2 separate regions of the Homo sapiens genome follow, and region 2 is linked to region 1. A link is a contact called in ENCODE Hi-C or POLR2A ChIA-PET data. All regions are on one chromosome and are shown on one strand. Each heading gives the region's core, a stretch centred on a gene start or an enhancer-like site at or near the end of the contact. The rest is flanking DNA. Distances are from core to core; before and after follow the strand shown.

Region 1 (4,167 bases), core at 724-3,223:
CAGTATGGATCACATCAAGGCCAGTAAGACTGCGGTCTGTTCCTGGTTGATGGTGGGCAAGGAGGGCCTGGCTTAGCCTGGCTTAGAGTGCAGATGGGAGTTCCAGGCCTGCACCCATCTTTCCCAGTAGGGTGGCCTCAGGCAAGTGCCTGCCTCTCTCTAGGCCTCTGTGCCCTCACCTGACAAATGGGGCCAATGAAGCATAGATGCGTGGAGAGGGCGAATGAGGCACTGCAGGAAGAGTGCCCAGTGCCGCGTCTGGCACACCGTGGGCCCTGGGTGAAGGGCGGAAGGTATTAGTATTTCTTAGCTGGCTGCTCTGGTGCTTGGTAGTCGGGACCCATCTCCCTGTCTGACTTTATTGCTCCTAGGCCTTCCTCCTCACTCTGCTCCAGCTGCACTGGCCCTCCTTCCATGCCTGGAGAACACCAAGTTCATTCCAGTAGGGAGCCTGCACCGCGGCTCTTCCTGCTGCTGGGTTCAGTTGTTGCATTGCCTGTTCCTTCTCAGCTCTCAGGTCCCTGTCTAATGTCACCTCCCTGGGGCAGTCTCTCTGACTACTATAGCAAGGCACCTACTGTGCCTCTCGACAGCCAGCCTGCCTTCCTTCCTTCTCTTTCTTTCTTTCTTCCTTCCTCCTTCCCTCTTTCCCTTTTATTTCTTTCTTTCTTTCTCTTTCTTTCCCTCCCTCTCTCCCTCTCCCTCCCTTTCTTTCTCTCTTTCTCTTTTCTTTTCATTTCTTTTCTTTCTTTCTTTCTTTCTTTCTTTCTCTCTCTTTTTTTCTCTTTCTTTCCCTCCCTCTCTCCCTCTCCCTCCTTCTTTCTTTTTCTCTCTCTTTTCTTTTCATTTCTTTTCTTTCTTTCTTTCTTTCTTTCTTTCTTTCTTTCTTTCTTTCTTTCTTTCTTTCCTTTCCTTTCCTTTCTCTCTTTCTTTCTTTCCTTTCTTTCTTTTTTTCGTCTTTCCCTCCCTCCCTCTCTCTTTCTTTCTTCCCTCCTTCCTTCCCTCCCTCCCTTCCTTCCTTCCTTCTTCCTCCCTTTTTCTTTTTTGAGATAGGGTCTTGTTCTGTTGCCCAGGCTGAGTACAGTGGTACAATCATAGCTCACTGTAACTTTGAACTCCTGGGTTCAAGGGATCCTCCCACCTGGGCCTCCCAAAATGCTGGGATTACAGGCATGAGCCACCATGCCTGACCCCTGTTGTCTGGGGCACTGTTGTTGGAGTAGGTGCTGCTGGAGAGTGCAAGTATGTTCACCTATGTGCTCACATGTGTGCCTGGACATCTGGGGGAAGATTGAGGCACTTTCCAATACATCCTAGCACCTGACACCACCAGAGCCTGAGTGATTTGTTGACTGTTTGTTGCCCCACCCCCATCTCTCAGGCTGTGAGCCTCTTCAGGCTGGGGACCTTGTCTCTTGTGTTCCCAGCCATGTCTCTGGTGCCTGTAATAGTGTCCAGCACATAGTAGGCCCTCAATATTTATGTGATTTATGTGTGGACTGTGCAGAGGCTTCTAGTGCATGATAATTTGGAGCCAGATGACCCTGGCTTGAAATCCCCAATCCTGGCTCCATCCCTCATTGGCTATGTGGGTCTTACTGGGCTTTGGTTTCTTCATCTGTTAGATGGGGCTAAGGAGAGTGACATCACAGCTGGTTGTTAGGAACCAAAAAGGTCATGAGCACACAATGTGTGCGCCAGGAGTTACTGAGAACAAGAATGATGTTGGTATTATCAAGCAATGACTGTGTGCCGGGCACTGCTCTGAGATCTCTACTTCTTTTAACTTATTTCATCCTCACAACTGCCTTATGAGGGAGGATTATGATTATCCTGTATTACAGATGAAGACACTGAGACTCAGAGAAGGAAGTCCCATGCCCAGCAATGACCCTGACTCCCCAGCAAGTGCTGTAGACGCAGGCACTTTTGAGGGCCCGGCCAGTTTCCTCCTTGGCATTTAACCAGTGCTCAGGAAGGACTGGAAATCAGGTGACCCAAGTCTGATTGCCATCTCTGCACTGACTTGCTGTGACCCCGGGGGAGGCTGTGCCCCTAGGATCTCCTCTAGAGCCCCATTTGTCCATGTGCATCATGAAGGCATGGGACCAGGTGCTGGTGGGTTGTGAGGGGTTTGCAAACTCCAGCGCCTGGGGCCAGGCAGGAACTGGGAGGAGGCGGGTGGAACCGGGAGGGCTGGACTGAGCTGGGCAGTGGCCACTCAGCTCTGGCTGATGATGGCCAGGCGGGAATGCAGGCCCAGTATTGCCAAATCTTTGAACTTTTCAAGAGAAGCAGAAAATTTGGATTTTTAAATGTGAAATCTGATTTTTAAATGTTGGCAACAATTTAAAAAGAAAGAAAGAAAGAAAGACACTGTGTAGGCCAAACAAAGCCCATTTGTGGGTTGCATTTGAGCTCGTGGCTGTCACTTTGCAATCCACAAGATACTCAATATCTAGAGGCCTCTTCCTGTCCTTGGGCCTTTGATAAAAATGACTCACACTGTTAAGTACTTACTATGCCCAGGGGCATGAGTCTGATGCCATTTAACTCTCTCCCCACCTCCTTACCCACCATGTAATATTTTCCTACCAGGTAATGTTATCATCTCTATTTGATAGGTGGGCAAACTGAGGCCCAGAGAGGTTAAGTAATGCGTCCAGGGTCACACAGCTAATAAATGGCATTGCTGGGGCAGCCTTGCTGAGCAGGGCTCTCCTGCTCCAAAGCTCACCCATGTAACCACTTTCCCATACTGCCACAATGAACTTGACCTCCTGCCTCCAGGGCTCCCCAGTCCTGGCCTCCTGGGGACTCATGCACTCACTGGCTGACCCCAAGGTTGATCTAGCATAGTCTTGGCCCAGAAGGGGGGATGACCAAGGCAGGGGACCTCCTGATCCTCCCAGGACTCTGGGTTCTCCTCTCCCCAGATCCCCAGGTGCTGCAGGCTGCATGGGACACCTGCTGGCCTGATGAGAAACCTGCTGAAGCGGCATCAAGGCCATGGCCTCCTCCAGCAGCCCAGCCACAGGCTGGAGGAAATGTCTTCTCCTTTTGGAAATCCTGGCGGGGAGGGGCCGGTCCCTGTGTCAGCCAAGTTGCTGTCGAGGTTGCATATTTCTTTCTTTCTTTTTTTTTTTTGAATCGCGTTCTATCGCCCAGGCTGGAGTGCAGTGGCGTAATCTCGGCTCACTGCAAGCTCCGCCTCCTGGGTTCATGCCATTCTCCTGCCTCAGCCTCCTGAGTAGCTGGGACTACAGGTGCCTGCCACCAAGCCCAACTAATTTTTTGTATTTTTAGTAGAGACGGGTTTCACCATGTTAGCCAGGATGGTCTCGATCTCCTGGCCTCATGATCCGCCCGCCTCGGCCTCCCAGAGTGCTGGGATTACAGGCGTGAGCCACTGTGCCTGGCCCAATGTTGCATATTTCTCCAGGAACCCCTGCTACAAACTAGGGCTGAAAATCCCCCAGGTGTCTCCAAGACCACGTGTGCCTGTGCTCAAGTGGGTACCTGGCTCTGCAAAGGTCACAGTGTGTGAGGGTGAGTTTGGAAAGTGCCTGTATCCGCATGGTGGGCTTTGCTGTCCACTGTGGCGGGGGGCTGTCTAGGGGTACTGTTGTTGGAGCAGGTGCAGCTAGAGAGTGCATGAGTGTGCACGTATGTTCACCTATGTGCTCACATGTGTGCCTGGACATTTGGGTAAAGATTGAGGTTTGTTTCTTTTTCTTATTTATTTTTTATTTTTTGAGACGGAGTCTCGCTCTGTCACCCAGGCTGGAGTGCAGTGGTGCGATCTTGGCTCACTGCAAGCTCCGCCTCCTGGGTTCATGCCATTCTCCTGCCTCAGCCTTCCTAGCAGCTGGGACTACAGGCGCTCGCCACCACGCCCGGCTAATTTTTTTTGTATTTTTAATAGAGCCGGGGTTTCACCGTGTTAGCTAAGATGGTCTCGATCTCCTGACCTCGTGATCTGCCCGCCTCGGCCTCCCAAAGTGCTGGGATTACAGGCATGAGCCACCGCGCCCGGCCTTTTTTATTTTTTATTTTTTATTGAAGTCTAATTTTCATACAGTAAAGTGTGGAAAGCTTTTTTTTTTCTTTCTTTGAGACGGAGTCTTGCTTTTTCGCCCAGGCTGGAGTGCAGTGGCACGATCTTGG
Region 2 (4,167 bases), core at 825-3,324, 370 kb before region 1:
TTACTCAAATAAGTCTCTCTGAAAATTCAGAGATGGGAGTTTTTAAGGATAATTTAGTGGGTAGGGGCTCAGGAAGTGGGGACTGCTAATTGGTCAGGTTGGAGATAAAACCAACAGGAACCATGAGGTTGAGGTGAGTTTTTCTTTCTTTTTTTTGAGACAGAGTCTCACTCTGTTGCCCAGGCAGGAGTGCAGTGGCACGATCTCGGCTCACTGCAACCTCCGCCTTCCGGGGTCAAGCAAAATTCTCCTGCCTCAGCCTCCCTAGTATCTGGGATTACAGTCATGTGCCCACCTAATTTTTTTGTAATTTTTGTAGAGATGGGGTTTCACGTTATGATCCGCCTGCCTCGGCCTCCCAAAGTGCTGGGATTATAGTCGTAAGCCACCGCACCCGGCCCCTATGAAGTGAGTTTTTCATGCTGTCTACTGTTTCAGGGTGAGATCAAAGAACTGGTTGAGCCAGATTATGGGTCTGGATGGCGTCAGCTGGGAACAGCAAGGTCTGCAAAATATCTCAAGCACTGATCTTAGGTTTGACAACAGTGATGTTATTCCCAGGAGCAATTTGAGGAGGTTCAGGCTCTTGCAGCCAGAGCCTGCATGGTTCTTAAACCGTAATTTTTTTTTTTTTTTGAGACTGAGTTTTGCTCTGTCACCCAGGCTGGAGTGCAGTAACAGGATCTCGGCTCACTGCAACTTCCGCCTCCCAGGTTCAAGCGATTCTCCTGCCTCAGCCTCCTGAGTAGCTAGGATTACAGGCGCCCACCATCATACACCCAGCTAATTTTTGTATTTTTAGTAGAGATGGGGTTTCACCATGTTGGCCAGGCTGGTCTTGAACTCCTGACCTTAGGTGATCTGCCCGCCTTGGCCTCCCAATAAACCATAATTTCTAATCATGTAATTTCTTTTTTTCTTTTTTTCTGAGACGGAGTCTTGCTCTGTCACCCAGGCTGGAGTGCAGTGGCGTGATCTCAGCTTACTGCAAGCTCCAACTTCCGGGTTCACGCCATTCTCCTGCCTCAGCCTCCCGAGTAGCTGGGACTACAGGCGCCTGCCACCGTGCCCAGCTAATTTTTTGTATTTTTAGTAGAGATGGGGTTTCACCGTGTTAGCCAGGATGGTCTTGATCTCCTGACCTCGTGATCTGCCTGCCTCGGCCTCCCAAAGTGCTGGGATTACAGGCGTGAGCCACCGTGCCCGGCCAATAATTTCTTAGTCCTATGAAGGCAGACCGGTCCCCAGGCAAGAAGGGGGTTTATTTCAGCCGGGTGCAGTGGCTCACGCCTGTAATCCCAGCACTTTGGGAGGCCAAGGTGGGTGGATCACGAGGTCAGGAGATCGAGACCATCCTGGCTAACACGGTGAAACCCCATCTCTACTAAAAAAATACAAAATTTAGCCGGACGTGGTGGCAGGCACCTGTAGTCCCAGCTACTGGGGAGGCTGAGGCAGGAGAATGGCGTGAACCCGGGAGGCAGAGCTTGCAGTGAGCTGAGATCGCACCAGTGCACTCCAGCCTGGGCAGCAGAGCAAGACTCAGTCTCAGAAAAAAAAAAGAAGGGGGTTTATTTCGGGAAAGGGCTATTATAATTTTTGTTTCAAAGTTAAAGTATAAACTGAATTCCTTCCCAAGGTTACTTTGGCCTACACCCAAGAATGAACAAGGGCAGCTTAGAGGTTAAAAGCAAGATGGTGTCGGTTAGGTCAGATCCCTTTCACTGTCATAATTTCCTCAGTTACAATCTTTGCAAAGGTGGTTTCACGTGAAGGGAGGGGGTCCCACGAATGGGGAGGCAGTCTGAGCTCTCTGCCTGTCCCTCTTCCGGCCTCAGCCTCAGTCACCCAGAGGAGGTGGGGGCAGTCCCACTCTGCCCCACCCCTAACCAGGCGATGGAGGCCACACCCTGCCTTGGGCCTCAGTTCCAGTGACTCAGCAGTTCCCCTCAGTCAGCCCTGGAATGAGACTGAGCAGGCCCAGGCCAGCTGGAGCTCCAGGGAGCCTTGTGTTGGGTATCCGACACTACTGTTGGCACTAGTTCTTTCTCTGTCAACAACCTGTGACCTTGGGGAACTACTCTCACTCTGCTCTTGGTGATGTCATCTGTGAAATGAGAGGGCTGGACTTTGCTTGCATGATACTCATTGGCTGCTTTACTGCTGACATTCTGGGATAGAGCTTCTCAACCTTCACTATACTTGGGATGCCTTTCTAAAATACAGATACAGCTAGGCACAGTGTCTCATGCCTGTAATACCAACACTTTGGGAGGCTGAGGTCGGCGGATCACTAAAGGCCAGGAGTTCAAGACCAGCCTGGCCAATGTGGCAAAACCCCGTCTCTACTAAAAATACAAACATTAGCCAAGCGTGGTGGCCCACACATGTAATCCCAGCTATGGGGGAGGCTGAAGCATGATAATTGCTTGGACCCAGGAGGCGGAGGTTGCAGTGAGCTGAGATCGCACCACTGCCCTCCAGCCTGGGCAACAGAGCAAGACTCTGTCTCAAAAATAATTTATAATAATAAAATAAAATATAGATTCCACTAGGCTCAGTGGGGTGCACCTGTAGTCCTAGCTACTTGGGAGGCTGAGACAAGAGGATCCCTTGAGACCAGGAGTTTGAGTCTAGCCTGGGCAACATAGTGAGATCCTGTCTCCTAAAATAAAGTTTATAAACATATATACGTATAAATTTTTTAAATAAAATACAGATTCCTGGGCTCTACCTGCGTAACAGGTTATAATTCATTGGAACCTGGAGCCCACGCATCTGAATTCATCCTTCAAATGTTTATTAAGCACCTGCTATGTGCCAGAAATTGTGAATAAGCAGTGAACTAAACAGACAGTAATCCCTGCTCTTGGTGAGGATGTCTCCTGGGAGGATGCACACCATAAATAAACAAGGGGCCTGGGGAAGTGGCTCACACCTGTAATCCCAGCACTCTGGAGGCCAAAATGGGAGGATTGCTTGAGCCCAGAAGTTCAAGGCCAGTCTAGACAACATAGCAAGATACTGTGTCTACAAAAAATTTAAAAATTAACCAGCTGTGGTTGCACATGCCTGTGGTCCAGCTATTCAGGAGGCTGAGGCAGGAGAATCACTTGAACCTGGCAGGCAGAGGTTGCAGTGAGCCAAGATCGTGCCACTGCACTCCAGCCTGGGCAAGAGAGTGAGACTCTGTCTCAAAAAAAAAAAAAAAAAAAAAAAAAAGAAAAGAAAGAAAAAGAAAAAGAAAAAGAAAAAGAAATGCTTAATGAATACCTACTATGTTCCAGGAACTGTCCTAGATACTGGGCTACAGCAGTGAACAGGACAGACAAGGCCCTAGATTTCTTTCTTACAGCTTACCTACTGGACAGAATCAACATAAATGCTCTTGTTAGTCTTCCTAACAATCCTAAGAAAGTAAGTTCTATTACCACCAGCTTATAGATGGAGAAACGAAAGCTGGCATAGATAAAGTCACTTACCCAAGTCTACACAGCTAGTAAGTGGCAGCATCCGCATTCAAGTCCAGCCTCTCTGACTCCTGAGCTCAGTCTCTAACCACTGAACACATATTGTTTCACGGCAAATTCCTTTGCATTTTTTTCTTAACATTCATGGGGAATTCTGATGCCTAGCCAGAGCCATGAACCACTACCCTAAAACTTGGGGGACTCTTAATTTTTTATTGCTCGCATAGCAAATCACCCCAAAACAGTGGCTAAAACCAACAAACATTACTTCCCACAGTTTTTGTGGGTCAGAAATTCAGGAGCAGCTTAGCTGAGTGGTGCTGGCCAGAATCTTTCATGAGATTGCAGTTAAGACTTAGGAAGCTGGGTGTGGTAAAAGCACACCTGTAATCCCAGCAATTCAGGAGGCTGAGGTGGGAGGATCACTTGAGTCTAGGAGTTCAAGGCTGCAGTGAGCTATGTGATTGTACCACTGCCTCCCAGCCTAGGTGACAGAGTAGGACCCCATCTCTAAAAAATGAATTTTAAAAATTAAAAAAGGGATGGGAGTGGTGGCTCATGCCTGTAATCCCAGCACTTGGGGAGGCTGAGGTGGGCGGATCACTTGAGGTCAGGAGTTCAAGACCAGCCTGACCAACATGGTGGAACCCCATCTCTACTAAAAATACAAACATTAGGCCGGACGCAGTGGCACATG

Evidence for each region. A loop is a pair of places that touch in the nucleus more often than their neighbours do. ChIA-PET counts read pairs that join two places held with the same protein, here RNA polymerase II (POLR2A). Pooled maps may share reads with other maps.
Region 2: a pooled map shows a loop between it and region 1 (2.1-fold over the local background). The contact joins two enhancer-like sites. A Hi-C loop is called at or near these places in 3 of 168 maps with a recorded cell type or tissue (CD4-positive, alpha-beta T cell, K562 and dorsolateral prefrontal cortex), 1 of 37 single-sample maps with no recorded cell type and 8 of 50 pooled maps. POLR2A ChIA-PET finds 5 or more read pairs at or near these places in 5 of 52 experiments (BJ, HEK293, K562 and 2 more).

The regions. Positions count from the first base shown.
Region 1 is chr1:30,796,642-30,800,808 of GRCh38, reverse strand. No RefSeq gene overlaps it. Among named protein-coding and RNA genes, the nearest start is that of LINC01778, 26 kb to the left of the region's middle. Within about 2 kb of position 1,973, at least 16 of the 41 ENCODE cell types and tissues checked have a DNase peak (open chromatin) inside an H3K27ac peak, as active enhancers do.
Region 2 is chr1:31,168,763-31,172,929 of GRCh38, reverse strand. No RefSeq gene overlaps it. Among named protein-coding and RNA genes, the nearest start is that of NKAIN1, 69 kb to the left of the region's middle. RefSeq lists an enhancer at 1,774-2,023. Within about 2 kb of position 2,074, at least 26 of the 41 ENCODE cell types and tissues checked have a DNase peak (open chromatin) inside an H3K27ac peak, as active enhancers do.